Regions from separate parts of the Homo sapiens genome. Here region 2 is linked to region 1. A link is a loop called in an ENCODE intact Hi-C map of the cell type or tissue named here. Cell type or tissue: heart right ventricle. All regions are shown on one strand. Each heading gives the region's core, and the rest is flanking DNA. Links, peaks and the distances in the headings are about the cores only. Region 1 overlaps PLXDC1 (plexin domain containing 1). Region 2 has its middle 25 kb from the start of LINC02079.

What was found. Hi-C counts contacts between places; a loop is a spot of excess contacts. Peaks named below come from ENCODE experiments on the same cell type or tissue, not always from the same donor. Only the 100,000 strongest peaks of a DNase experiment are listed, where the experiment ranks them.
Region 2: a loop joins it to region 1, with 1.8 times the contacts of the local background. A loop is called at or near these places in 17 of 110 quality-filtered maps.

What each region holds. Positions count from the first base shown.
Region 1 is chr17:39,065,954-39,073,450 of GRCh38, reverse strand. PLXDC1 (plexin domain containing 1) reads left to right here. Exons shown (of 14, transcript NM_020405.5): 12 at 966-1,001; 13 at 3,435-3,595; 14 at 5,492-7,497. The coding sequence ends at 5,611. It also overlaps the pseudogene RDM1P5. Among named protein-coding and RNA genes, the nearest start is that of LINC02079, 43 kb to the right of the region's middle. RefSeq lists an enhancer at 689-1,477. In heart right ventricle, for the core only: a CTCF peak has its summit at 3,892; no DNase peak of the experiment used is centred there; H3K27ac peaks cover 1,095 bases.
Region 2 is chr17:38,998,714-39,006,210 of GRCh38, reverse strand. No RefSeq gene overlaps it. Among named protein-coding and RNA genes, the nearest start is that of LINC02079, 25 kb to the left of the region's middle. In heart right ventricle, for the core only: a CTCF peak has its summit at 3,863; DNase peaks (open chromatin) are centred at 2,900 and 3,700; H3K4me3 peaks cover 1,651 bases; H3K27ac peaks cover 4,967 bases.

The DNA.
Region 1 (7,497 bases), core at 1,034-6,033:
ATTCAAATCAAGTTAATTTGCCCAGTGATATTTAAGTTCCTTTGCTTAGTTTTGATGAATCAATTCATTGTTTTCAATTTGCAGTAACGAAATAGATTCAAAGTTGTGTTTAAATACCTTGTTAGGCCAGGTGAGGTGGCTCTCGCCTGTAATCCCAGTGCTCTGAGAGGCTGAGGTAAGAAGATTGCTTGAGCCCACGAGTTGGAGACCAGCCTGGGCAACACAGTGAGACCTCATCTCAAAAAAATCTTTTTTAATTAGCCAGACGCAGCTACTCGGGAGGCTGAGGTGGGAGGATCACTTGAGTTCAGGAGGTCGGGGCTGTAGTGAACTGTGATTGTACCACTGCACTCCAGCCTGTGTGACGGAGCAAGACCCTCTCTCTAAAATACATAAATAAATAAATAAAGTTCAGGTGCTTAGGGCAAGAATCTTCAGTCATTTACAGCATTCTCCTGACATGGAACTCTTGCTTTTCTTTCCCCATAAAAATCTGCATGGGAAGGAACCACAGGAAGGGTGGACCCTTGAAACTTACTTAGAAAGCCACAGGCTACAGGCCTCGAGGTATAGACAGAAAGTGGGTTGGGACTCTCTCCTGCACACTGCAGCCCCAGGGAGTCTCCAGGCTGATCTGACCTTGTGACACATAAAGCCCCTCTTCAAACCCTTACACATCTCTCTGTCGCCCCACAGAAGAACGTGCATGGCCTCCTATTGCTCTCCAGGCAGCCGGCCCTCCACTCCCAGCCTCATCTCTCACCAGTCCCCGCTCATTTACTCCCCAGCCTCCAGCTACACTCAACTGCTGTGTGACTTGAGCAAGTCTCCTCCCCTCTCTGAGCCTCAGTTTCCTTACCTCTAAAATGAAAGTTTGGGCTGAACTTTCATCCCATCTGGACTCAGAGTGACAAAGGCTGTAATGATTCCACTAATCTTGCTCCTTCTGTCTTCTCTCTTTGAAGATGACACCAAGTTGAATCCCTATGCAGGAGGAGACGGTGAGTACAGAACTGCCTGCCCTCAGCGTCAGACCCAGCGCCTCTTGGACCCACCCCAGAAGAGGGTGCAGCAGTCGCCTGGGCTATTTTTATGAGTGCGGAGAGGGAGCAACGGCAGCCTGAGCATCCCAGACCTCCTGCTGGGTGGGGAGGCAGGGGGGCTTCTGGGCACAGGTGCCCTAGATCGAAGGAACATGTCTACCCTAGACATTTCTCATCTCAGCCCTGAACCTCCTGTGGTTCTTCTCCTGGCTCTCTGTCCTTGAATATTCACTGCCCAGAAAGGAGTGGGAGGAGGGGAAGGACTGAGCCAGGGCAGGTATAGGTGGGGCCTGTGGCCATCCCCTCTGATCCCCATGGGCTCATAGTCAGCAAGGGGTGGAGAGCAGCTTCTCTTTCCTCACTCAGGCTGGCAGAGGACATAAAATTGTCCGCTACAATTTTTGCAGGATGCCAGAAGGTGGGACTCCCTGCAGCCTCCTAGGATTACCTAGAAGGATAATCTCCTTTCTGAGGGTGGGAGCTGCCCCCACCTCCCCTGCCCTTTGCCCAGAGCCAGCTCAGGCCTTTGCGGCAACCTGTGCAAGAGTAGAGATGAAAGTGCCTTCCAGCTCCGGGGGCTGGAGATTGTCATCAGGGCTTCCAGCAGGAGAGGAAAGATTATTAATGCAGCACAGTGTGATGGTGTCCCCCAGCAGAGGTGGAGCCATTGCTCCTCCATAGGCAGTGGGTGTGTGTGTGTGTTGTGGGGGTGGCTGGGCCATAATCCCCTCGCTGTGCACCATGTGCTCATCAGCAGAAGCCTTCATCATCAAATCATCAGAGCCACTGCAGGCTGCGGGCTGATTGCCATCCAGGTCAGGGGAGGCTCACCTGGGGCATTTCACCTCAGTCCTCCCACCTGTTGGCAGACAGAGGCCCTAGCCATGCCCTGGAGTGCCCCAGGATAGTTTCTCTCCTGGGTGTCCTCTGCTTACAGAGTGCAGAGCAGAGCAAAGGGGATGGGGAAGACAATGGTTCTGAGTGCATGCAACATCCCATTAAAACTTGCCACCCCTAGTTCCCTCCCAACCCACCCACTAGCTATGTAGGAAGAATGCAACATTTTTGTTGCCAACCTGCTCATCTGTCTTCTCTACCTCATTATCTCTTTTAGGATAGGGTGAAGAGGCAAATAGCCACCCAAGGTAGTGTCAGGGAACTAGGTTTTTTAGTGGTGGGCACTGAATTTGTGTGTCTGTGGGGAAATCACTTAACCTCTCTGTTATTTCCATTACCTCAGTCATGCACAAAAGGGGTTGAGCTTCCAGCTCTGTGGAAAATACTCTCTCCCCCGGGACGTATTTCAAGTGCCTAGGATGTTCTCAGAGGGTGACTGTTGGCTTATTAGCTTCCAGAGGACCTAGATCATCCCATAGACTTTCTTTGAGCTTCTCTGACGGGCCTGCCAGTTTTGTTGTTTTGTTTTGTTTGAGACGGAGTCTCACTCTATCGCCCATGCTGGAGTGCAGTGGTGCGATCTCGGCTCACTGCAACCTCCGCCTCCTAGGTTCAAGCTATTCTCCTGCCTCAGCCTCCTGAGTAGCTGGGACTACAGGCGCGTGCCACCATGCCTGGCTAATTTTTGTATTTTTAGTAGAGACAAGGTTTCACCATGTTGGCCAGGCTGGTCTTGAAATCCTGACCTCAGGTGACCTGCCTGCCTCGGCCTCCTAAAGTGCTGGGATTACAGGGGTGAGCCACTGCGGCCAGCCCCTGCCAGTTTTTCTAAGAGCTGAGGACACAGAGTTGAATAAGACATCATCCTTGCCCTGCAAGAGGTCACAATCTGGGAGTGGACAGTGATAGGAAAAACTATGGTCATTTGCCATCATAATAGCTAATACTTATTGAAGTCATCCAAAATGGGAGACATGGTCCTCAGTGCTTGACATGGATCATCTAATTTTAACCTTCACAATAACCCTATTAGGTGGGTGTTATTATCCTTGTTCAAAAGAAATGATAATGAAGACACAGAGAGGTTAGATAATTTGCACAAGGTCACACAGCTAGTAAGTGGCAGAGCATAGATTTCAACCCAGGCAGCCAGATTTCAGATCCCAAACTCTTAACCCTCCGATGCCCTTTGTGAATTCCTTAATAGCACTTATGTAGTGGCACAGATATCAGAGAGAACTTCTCTTATGATCCTTATTAGACATTTGGGGCAACTTTTACATGATTTTGGAAAACTACCCAGATGGTGTCAAGAACATGAATGCCTTACTCATAATGATTCCAACTCCCACCCAACCTCTTCCTGTATTGGATAAGTGGACCCAAAGGCTCTGTCGGCTTTCATCTCTGAGACTTTGTTAGAACCCAAGACCCCATGGTTCGACCTTCCCTGCTCCCCTGCAGCCCCTGTCTGCCCTAATGATCTCTCCACAGGCCTTCAGAACAACCTGTCCCCCAAGACAAAGGGCACTCCTGTGCACCTGGGCACCATCGTGGGCATCGTGCTGGCAGTCCTCCTCGTGGCGGCCATCATCCTGGCTGGAATTTACATCAATGGCCACCCCACATCCAATGCTGCGCTCTTCTTCATCGAGGTCCGTGTCATCTGTGGCCACAGGGCTCCTGTCTGCTTCTGCGTCGGCGTCTCCTGGGCCATTCGGTCCCTGCCTCTCCCCTTCTCCCTCTCCCCTGCCACATACCTGAGAAAACTTCATCCACCCCATCCTGGCACATTTCGAGATGGCTGGCGCCCGTTAAGTCCTGCACCCTGATAAATCAGCACCTCAGAACTCCCTCGGCCCTCCTGTCCTGTGGAACAGCCCCTCTGCTTTTGTTCCCCCATTTGTGAAATCAGAAAAAATCCCCAGAGGAAAGAAAGAAGGCCACAGTGCCACATAGTGCTCATCTAGTGGCTGTGCAGCCTATCTCCAGTGATTTATGGTCTCTCATGCCCAAATGCCAGGCTCAGTACTTACTCAAAGCCATGAGGGAACCAGGGTCTCTGCCTCTTTTGCCTACTGATACCTGCTTTTAAGGCTAAAATTGAGGGGCAGGTGCAGTGGCTCCTTCCTAAGATCCTAGCACTTTGAGAAACCAAGGCAAGATTACTTGAGCACAGGAGTTTGAGACTAGCCTGGGCAACAGAGTGAGACCCCGTCTCTACAAAAATTTAAAAAATTAGCCCAGCGTGGTGGCACGTACCTGTGGTCCCAGCCGCTTGGGAAGCTGAGGTGGGAGGATCCCTTGAGCCCAGTGGTTTGAGGCTGCAGTGAGCCCTGACCATACCACTGCACTCCAACCTGGGCAATAGAGGAGACCCCATCTCTAAAATAGAAATAAAAATAAAATAGACAAGCCAAATAATGATAAGAGCTGCCCTCTGGGAGCTTTAATTGAGGATACTAAGTTTTGAATGTCTCAATTCTGAAGAGCCAGCCTGAGGGGCAGCATGGGATGTGAGGCTCAGCCCCCTTCACTCGGGGCTGCAGAGCTCAGCAGCTCCTGCCCCCAGTCCTCCACTTCTGGCTTCTTACGAGTTCCCCACAGAGTGCAGCAGTGGTGCCTCTGTGACCCTAGTTTCTTCCACGTGGGTCACAAGCCCACCAGCCTCATTAACCCACAGGCCTAGGTCATTCCCCCAGTTTCTTAGGAGGCTTAGTCATTCTGAAGTCTTAGCCTACCTGGGTAACACCTGGGAACTGCAGATCCCTGGGCCACAGGGATTCTGATAGGGCAGGTCTAAGGCAGGCCCAGGAATCTGCATTTTATTTATTTCGAGACAGTCTCACTCTGTCGCCTAGGCTGGAGTACAGTGGCACAATCTTGGCTTACTGCAGCCTCCGCCTCCTGGGTTCAAGCAATTCTGGTGCCTCAACCTTCTGAGTAGTTGCGACTACAGGCACGTGCCACCACACTCAGCTAATTTTTGTATTTTTAGTGGAGACAGTGTTTCACCATGTTGGCCAGGCTGGTCTTGAACTCCTGGCCTCAAGTGATCTGCCCATCTTGGCCTCCCAAAGTGCTGGGATTACAGGCATAAGCCACTGCACAGGCCAGAATCTGCATTTTAATAAGCCCCCTGTTGACTCTGATGTGGATCCTGTGCTACCTTGGAGGGTTATCTTGGCATTTTCAGAGCCTCAAGCATCATGCCAGCCATCTCTGAGCCACTCCCTCACATTGCAGTCCTAGGTCTCCACTTGGTGTATTGCTGAACCTTTCAGCTGTGAGTTCTGCAGACCACACAGTGAAGGATAAAGTGTCCTCCTTCCACACTCTAGCTTTCGGCAGGTTTCCCAGTGGTTGGGGGATCACAGCACGGAACATTTTAGGGAGAGGGTCCCTGAAGGTCAGTTGTGTGGCTCCTGGTAGGCCCAAGTGCCCCAGGGCCCTTATAAGAGACAGTCTTGGTTGGCTCTGTCGCTCAGGAGTGTGGGGTCCCCATGGGGGCGGGGGCATGCCCACTGACTTTGCCTCTGTGCCTTCTGCAGCGTAGACCTCACCACTGGCCAGCCATGAAGTTTCGCAGCCACCCTGACCATTCCACCTATGCGGAGGTGGAGCCCTCGGGCCATGAGAAGGAGGGCTTCATGGAGGCTGAGCAGTGCTGAGAACACCAAGTCTCCCCTTTGAAGACTTTGAGGCCACAGAAAAGACAGTTAAAGCAAAGAAGAGAAGTGACTTTTCCTGGCCTCTCCCAGCATGCCCTGGGCTGAGATGAGATGGTGGTTTATGGCTCCAGAGCTGCTGCTCGCTTCGTCAGCACACCCCGAATATTGAAGAGGGGGCCAAAAAACAACCACATGGATTTTTTATAGGAACAACAACCTAATCTCATCCTGTTTTGATGCAAGGGTTCTCTTCTGTGTCTTGTAACCATGAAACAGCAGAAGAACTAACATAACTAACTCCATTTTTGTTTAAGGGGCCTTTACCTATTCCTGCACCTAGGCTAGGATAACTTTAGAGCACTGACATAAAACGCAAAAACAGGAATCATGCCGTTTGCAAAACTAACTCTGGGATTAAAGGGGAAGCATGTAAACAGCTAACTGTTTTTGTTAAAGATTTATAGGAATGAGGAGGTTTGGCTATTGTCACATGACAGACTGTTAGCCAAGGACAAAGAAGTTCTGCAAACCTCCCCTGGACCCTTGCTGGTGTCCAGATGTCTGCGGTTGTCAGCCCCTTCCTTTCCCCCGACCTAAACATAAAAGACAAGGCAAAGCCCGCATAATTTTAAGACGGTTCTTTAGGACATTAGTCCACCATCTTCTTGGTTTGCTGGCTCTCCGAAATAAAGTCCCTTTCCTTGCTCCAACTCCTTGTCTCTCAACGTATTGGCTATGACGCAGCAAGCAGAATGAATTTGGACTCAGTTACAGGCTGTCAATGGTCTGCTCTGTAGCAGTCTCAGAGCCTCCCCGACCCACTACCTGGAGATAGCCAGATAGCCAGATGCCCTGCTCCTGGCCACCTTTAAAGCCCCTGCATATGACACAGGTTAACTAAAGTCAAGATTGGGGCTGCTGCATTCCAGGTTCCCTAGACTCACAAGCTGGTCCTTGGCCAGGTGCAGTGGCTCACGCCTGTAATCCCAGCACTTTGGGAGGCTGAGGCAGGCGGATCACCTGAAGTCAGAAGTTTGAGACCAGCCTGGCCAACATAATTAAAATGTCTCTACTAAAAATACAAAAAATTAGCTGGGTGTGGTGACGCTTGCCTGTATCCCAGCTACTCAGGAAGCTGAGACACGAGAATCACTTGAACCTGGGAGGCAGAGGTTGCAGTGAGCTCAGATAGTGCCACTGCACTCCAGCCTGGGTGACAGAGCGAGACTCCGTCTCAAAAAAAAAAAAAGAAAGCAGATCCTCATGGCTATAGAGTTGGCATTTTAGCCCCAGCTTCTGTAGCTCTGAAAGCCTAAAGAAGGTATTCTCTCCATCTGTTAAACACAGTATAGTGGCTCTCAGCCCTTGGGGCATGTTATCATGGGAGGGAAGTCAAATAAGAGGAGAGAAAAGAACTCAAGGGGGAAACTGCATTTTTAGGCTTTGCTCTCTTACCTTGCCCTTTCTACTCAGAACCAATAACTTCTGCATCAAAACATGTTACAGCCTGCATCAAGGGCTTTACCCCAACCTGCAGCCCAGCCTTCCCTGGGTGAGCTTGCTATGCGCAGCCACATTTACCATGTGGGGCTCCCTATTCTGATGGCCTGTTCGGTGCCGGGTTTACTCACTGCCCTGTTCTGATGTCAGTGCCTGTACATACCTCCAAAGGCAGGACTTGCCTGATAAATATTTTTCCTCCTCTGAACTGGATTTTATAGGCATTAAAGACAAGTCGGGTGGCTAGAGGGCTCCTTGAGACATACCTAGCAGGGAACTGCAGGTGGATTCTGTTGAGAGGCAAAGCACCTGAGTGGTTGGGACACAGGCAGCTGGCATGGGAGGGACTTTTTTTGAGACAGGGTCTCACTGTGTCGCCCAGGGCA
Region 2 (7,497 bases), core at 1,722-6,721, 68 kb after region 1:
ACTGGGGTGGTTGAGGTTGAGTGCAGTGAGCTGTGATCATGCCACTGCACTCCAGCCTGGGTGACAGATCTAGATCCTCTCTCTTAAAAAAAAAAAAAAAAGGTACACAAAGAAGTGGATCTTGGCCGGGGGCGCTGGCTCACGCCTGTAATCCCAGCATTTTGGGAGGCTGAAGCAGGCAGTTCACCTGAGGTCAGAGGTCAGGAGTTCGAGACCAGCCTGCCCGACATGGTGAAACCCCGTCTCTACTAAAAATACAAAAATTAGCTGGGCATGGTGGCGCACGACTGTAATCCCAGCCACGCAGGAGACTGAGGCAGGAGAATCACTGGAACCCGGGAGGCGGAGGCTGCAATTAGTCGAGATCACACCACTGCACTCCAGACTGGGCGACAGAGTGAGACTCCGTCTAAGAAAAAAAAAAAGTAGATCTCCTAGGCAAAAGGTACCAAATACCACAGCAGATGTCATGAGGGGCAATACGGAAAAGCAGTAGCATCAACGTGTGATGAGAAAATCAGGAAAGCATAGGGGAGGAGCTGGTGGCATGTGAGATGTAGAATGTGCCCCAGAACTGTGAGCAGTTTGCTCTACCCAGCCATGTACTATGGACTCTAGAGGCCACACGATGGGTTCTACTCTGCAGTCCCTCCTCGCGATGATGCTGCTGATGGCCCTTATGGCGTGTTGGGGGCTTTGGTCCTATTTGTGCTCTTGGATAAGTGCAAGGTTTCCCCTGACTGCTCAGGGACGTCTGCCCCTAACACGGGACCCTTGTTGCTGGTGGAGATGGCTCTCAGGGTTTGCTTGTTAACCCCACAAAGCTGGGGGTTGCTGCAGCTCTCTGTGACTCTAGCAGATGGTTTGCTGGTTGAATCATTCGTTTTGTGCCACAGTGAGAATGACGAGGGGGTTGGAAGCACTGCTGGAGGGAAGAGTTATACCTGCTGGAGTCACGGCTCAAAATAGACCCATGGTTAGGACTTTTTTTTTTTTTTTTGAGTTGGAGTCTCACTGTCACCCAGGCTGGAGTGCAGTGGTGCAGTCTTGGCTCACTGCAACCTCCGCCCCTCAGGTTCAAGCCATTCTCCTGCCTCAGCCTACCGAGTAGCGGGATTACAGGCTTGCGCCACAACGCCCAGCTACTTTTTGTATTTTTAGTAGAGATGAGGTTTCACCATGTTGGTCAGACTGGTCTCAAACTCCTGACCTCAAGTGATCCGCCTACCTCGGCCTCCCAAAGTGCTAGGATTACAGGCGTGAGCCACCGCACCTGGCGATAATTAGAATTTTTACAGCCAGAGTGATGGAGGAGGGAATTATAAGAAGAAAGGCACAGGGGCAGGAACAATGCATTTTCAGAGAATTCCCAGTAAACGATGGGTGGTGGAGAGCAGGAGAGGAGAACCCTGGAGACGCATGTAGAGAAGCAGGATGGGGAAATTTTTAAAAACTCATAAAAATGTACTGAGGACTTAGACATAGCAATGGACAGCCAATGAAGGGGACTGGCGGAATTGTCACAAGACCTGAGGAATATTAATCTAACACAAATTAATAACACCATGGATTGGGAAGGAGGAAGAAATGGGGGCCAGGAGACCAGCTGGAAGGCCCTAAGTGCAATTACACCCTATTGTGATTGTGGCTTACTTCTGCAGGGCCCCCACCGGAATGCAGGGCTCTTGAAATAAGTGCTCTGCTGGCTTTCAAAATCTTGGGAATGGGACTGCACTGCATTAACTTTTTATTTTTCCAGTGCCTGGCACATAGTAGGTGCTCAATAAATATTTATTGAAAAGGAGAGAGAAAGACAGAAAAGGAAGGGAGAGAGAGACAAGGAGGGAGGAGGGAGGGGGAAGGGAAGGAAGTAGAAAAAAAATTATGAAAGCCAAACCTGTAAGGCTATGGAGATGGTTTAGATAGAGGTAATGAAGGCCTTTCTGGAGGGCACTCCAAACACGAAGGTGGGGAAACCACAGATACTTCTGTAAGAGGATCTATAGGACTTGGCAAGTGACTTGATGTGGGAGGAAAGCAAGAGTGAGGAATTTCTAGACGATCGGGAGAATGAGGGCACCATTAATAGAAATAAGACAAACGGGAACTGAAGTGGTTCGGTGGGAAAAGCAGTATGAGGATGATTTTCCTTTTTTTTTTTTTTTTTTTTTGAGATGGAGTCTCACTCTGTTGCCCAGGCTGGAGTGCAGTGGCATGATCTTGGCTCATTGCAGCCTCCGCCTCTTGGGTTCAAGGAATTCTTGTGCCTCAGCCTCCCGAGTAGCTGGGACTACAGGCATGCATCACCACGCCCAGCTAATTTTTTTGTATTTTTAGTAGAGATGAGGTTTCACCATGTTGGCCAGGCTGGTCGTGAACTCCTGGCCCCAAGTGATCCGCCTGCCTCAGCCTCCCAAAGTGCTGGGATTACAGGCGTGAGCCGTGGTGCCCAGCCATGGATGATTTTCATTTTGGACATTTTGAGTTTCAGGTGCCAGCAGGACCATCAAATGTAGCTGTCTAGCCAGCAGCTGGATACATGGACCGACAGCTCAGAAAGGAGCTCAGTGCTAAACGGCAGTCTGGGAAGACATCTGCAAAGAGGGCCTGATGGCAGTCCTGGGAGTGGGTGAGATCACGAAGCAGGAAGGAGAGAAAACAAGAGGCCAAAGGGCAAGAGTCTCGAGGATGCCAACACTTACGGGAAGAGAACAAGCAACTGTTGGAGAGAGAAAAGGAAAATGGGGAAAGTTCAGGATCCCTATCGCCAAGGAGGAGGGTTTCAGCAGGGCCAGATGCTTCCAAGATCAAGCCCGAGAAGAGCCTGCAATCCAGCAGCAATAGGAGGTCACAGGAGTTCTCAGAGGATCCACGGACTGTGACGTGCTGAGGGCGGATCCAGATTGTGCCGATTAAGAAAGAAGTGGGTGGTGAGATCCGGAAGCCGCCAGTAAAACACTCTTTGAAGGGCTTTGGCAGCAATGGGGGGAAGAAAGGAAGGACTGTGGCTCGAGGGGGAGGAGGGATGGGAGGAAGACTTGTTTTTAGAATGGGTGAGCTGAGAATGGATTTGTAGGTGGAAAAGAAGAAAACAGCCAGATGGGAAAGGAAGGAGGCAGAGGGCATTTGGTGGAGCGGAGAAGGCCCCGGAGAAGGAGGGGGAAATGAACAGAGTACATTTTTCTAAAGCACACTAATTGAAGTTGCACATCCATGGTAATAAGAAGTCCTCACATTTGAAAAGCAATGAAATGCAATCTCCAAAGTATTTTTATACACTCTATCTTATTTAATCCGGTGGGAGGTAGAGTACATTTATCTCTACTAAAATGTAAGGAGGTTAAATGATTTACCCAAGATCACCTCGCTCATCAACAGAAGAACTTGGGGTCAAGCACCTGTTGTGTCAGCACCGTGTGAGGTGCCTGAGAGCCCAGAAGGGACCGATAGAGGCTCCTGCCCTCAAGGAGCTCAAAGCCCAGGAGACTGAGCTTCCTTCTACTGGCAAAAATGCCCCAAAACATAATGTGCACAGAGGAGGACACTTTTTCAGACCGGGGAAGGGAGAGGAGTGGGATTCAAGGGAGGCTTTCCAGAAGAGGCGATGTTTGGGCTGAGCCTGGAAGGAAAAACCGCAATGACCCGGCTAAGTGGGCGGCGGCAAGAGGAAGTCCACTCCCAGCAAAGGAGGTTTGTGTGCAAGAGCCTGGGGCCTTTGGGAACTGTGAGCAATTCACTCCGCTGGAACACAGGGTAGGCGTGGCTGGGTACAGGAGAGGAGTGTGCCAAGATGGGGGTGGGAGGAACATGGCAGCCACCCTGAAGAATTCTAATTCCTTCCTTTTAAACCAGTGAGGCGTTTTGATCAAGGGAAAGATATCAGATTTGCATTCTAGAACACTCACTCTGGAGGTCCCCTGGAGGTAGTGCAGAGGATGGATTCAAGGAGGATGTTATGGGAGGCAGGGAGACTAGTTAAGATGCAAATACAGTGGCCTGGGCAAGAAAAGGGGAGGGCCTGGAAGGGGCAGTGGCATTTGTAATGGAACAGATAATGACTATCTGTCTGTGAAGAAAGAACTGGTCAGCCTTAGAGGAAGAATGAGATGAGGAAATAGGGAAAGGAAGGGTCTAGGATGATTTCCAGGTTCTGGCTTGAACAGAAGCAGGAAGAAAAGCAGATATTAGTGAGGATGGGGAGTTGGGTAGCAAATAAGTTCAGGACACATTGAGTTGAGAAGCCTATGGGACATCCAGGTGGAGGTGTCCACTTGGAGACAGAGGTCTGGAGCTCCTGGGGAGGCCGACCTAGAGATAATCTTTGTGAGTCATCAACATAAGTCACCAACATGAGCCACCAGTGGGGATGAGTGTTTGGAAGGAGAAGAGAAAAGGGCCTCTCACACAGCCTGGAGGAGCACTGGCATTTAAGAAGAAGGTGAAAGAAGCCAGGTGTGGTGGTTCACACCTATAATCCCAGCACTTTGGGAGGCCAAGGCAGGAGGATCACTTGAGCCCAGGAGTTCGAGACCAGCATGGGCAGGATGGCAAAACCTCATCCTACAAAAAATAAAATTAGCTAGGTGTGGTGGCATGTGCCTGTAGTCCCAGCTACTCGGGAGGCTGAGGCTGGAAGATGGTTTGAGCCTGGGAGGTCGGGGCTGCAGTGAACTGTGATTGCACCACTGCACTCCAATTGGAGTGGCAGAGCAAGACCCTGTCTCAAAGAAAAAAAAAAAAGGAAGAAAGAAGCAGGTGAAAAGGAGGTTGTGATATGACCAGTTGATATACAATAGATAGTAAAAAATGTTAAAACTATTTAAAAACAAAATGACGTTTTTAAAAATTGTAAAAATAGGCTGGTCGTGGTGGCTCACACCTGTAACCCCAGCATTTTGGGAGGCCGAGGCAGGTGGATCACTTGAGGTTAGGAGTTCAAGCCCAGCCTGGCCAACATGGTGAAACCCCATATCTACTAAAAGTACACAAATTAGCTGGGCGTGGTGGCAGCTGTAATCCCAGCTACTCAGGAGGCTGAGGCAGGAGAATCGCTTGAACCCAGGAGGCAGAGGCTGCAGTGAGCTGAGATTGTGCCACTGCACTCCAGCCTGAGCGACAGAGCGAGACTCCATCTCAAAATAAACAAACAAATTAAATAAATAAAAATTAAGATACAAAAATTAGCTGGGCATTGTGGCATGCTCCTGTAATCCCAGCTACTTAGGTGGCTGAGTCACAAGAATAGCTTGAACCCGGGAGGCAGAGGTTGCAGTAAGCCAAGATCACACCACTGCACTCCAGCCAGGGCGACAGAGCAAGACTGTCTCAAAAAATTTTTTAAAAATGGCAAAAATAGAAAAGAAAAGGCGGTGAGGAGAGGCCAGAGAGGCAGGAGAGAGAAAGTGATGTAGGAGAAGACATAGAGCTTGAGGGGGTCCTGTGGGAGGATGGTACTGAGAGTGAGAAGAGCACCATCTCGTTTGCTTTCAGGGGGAGGGGAGATGGCTTCCCCCAGGCTGGTCAGAGAAGGCTTTAGGAAATAGAAAAAACTGAGAAAAAGAAAAGCCCTTTCAAGCTGAGAAATGGAAGGGGAGAGGTTTGAGTTCCTCTTCGCTGTGTTTTCTTGACTCTTGCTGCCATAATCGGTGCATTCACAGAAAATAAAGCCTAGTCTCTGGTGAAATGTGGAGAATCAGATGTTCAAAATGTTTCTATTATGTGCTTCAAAGCCAGACTCGCTGAAAATGGAGACTATCCAATGTGATCATGCTGTCCTTAAAAACATTCCTTTGATAAACATTAAACTGTTCTGTTTACCAGAAATGTTAACAAGGAAAATAAACAGGGCTATTTAGGAGTATTTCAAAATTAAAGTTTAAAACATAAGAGAAAACAGGAGGCACACAAAAAAGAAAAATCCAAAACTTCATGAACATTGCAGACCTCAGCTGCCCTTGAAATCTTTTTCTCTGCCTAACATTATGTAATTCTTCATCAGCCAAATATATCAGTTTCACATGCTAAAATTCACTGTGTATGTGTCATACTTAAAGGACATGGTATTGAAAGGAAACAATAATATAAAGCTATGTACAAAGGTTTTGGAACCAATGCACATATAGACCTGAGAGTTATCTAAAGAAACTTTAAGGATATTATTGAAAAATAAGTGAGGGGGAACCAGACGTCCCCCTCAGATGGTGTAATTGACCCAGGCGCCCTAACTGATCCTCGTGCTGAAAACAACTAAAAATTCTGGATCAAATACTAAAAATATCTTCCTCTAAATAAATGAATGAAAGTAAGGAATATTCAGCCAAACCATGTGACAACAGATACCCAGAGAGATAAACAGAGCAATTGCCAAACCAGTAGCTTTCAGTTTTTAAGACCTTAAGGAGCTCCAGGGACAGAAGACAGAACTCAAGGTCTGCCCAAGATGGAGATTCTAATTGCATATTCTCTCACACAGGTGAGACCCTAAAGCTATACCCTTACTATTAGGCTAAACTAGAAATACATCTGACCACAAGGGGCTATAGCCAAAATGGCCTTGGTTCTTGGTACTACATAAAAGTGAAAAAGGGCCAGGTGTGGTGGCTCACGCCTGTAACCCCAGCACTTTGGGAGGCTGAGGCGGGTGGATCACGAGGTTGGGAGATCGAGACCATCCTGGCTAACACAGTGAAACCCCATCTCTACTAAAAATACAAAAAATTAGCCAGGCGTGGTGGCAGGCGCCTGTAGTCCCAGCTACTCCGGAGGCTGAGGCAGGAGAATGGTGTGAACCCAGGAGGCGGAGCTTGCAGTGAGCCAAGATTGCGCCACTGCATTCCAGCCTGGGTGACAGAGCAAGACTCCATCTCAAAAAAAAAAAAAAAAGTGAAAAAGAACTCCTGAAAAAGATATAAAAGCTAGTCCTAACAATTTGCAGTTTAGTTTCACAGGGTCGAATCGTCTGAAAAGCCTCCAGCAGAGATTTTAATTTAAAGTGGTCCTAAGGGCCAGGTGTGGTGGCTCACGCCTATAATCTCAGCACTTTGGGAGGCCAAGGCAAGTGGATCACCTGGCAAGTGGATCACCTGAGGTCGGCAGTTTGCGACCAGCCTGGCCAACATGATGAAACCCCATCTCTACTAAAAATACAAAAATTAGCTGGGCTTGGTGGCAGGCACCTGTAATTCCAGCTACTCGGGAGGCTGAGGCAGGAGAATCACTTAAACCCAAAAAACGGAGGTTGCAGTGAACCAAGATGGCACCACTGTACTCCAGCCTGGGTAACAAGAGTGAAACTCCACCTCAAAAATAAATAAATAAATAAATAAAATAAAACAAAGTGGTCCTAAGTACCTAAAGTGCTAGAAGAAGCATATGCAATTCTCTCTAGAAGAACCCACCTTTATCTCAGGCCTCAAAAAATTCCCACATATAGTTTTGATAAAAATAACCACAGAATCAAAAATCACAAAACCGAAACAAACTAGGCACCATGAGCAA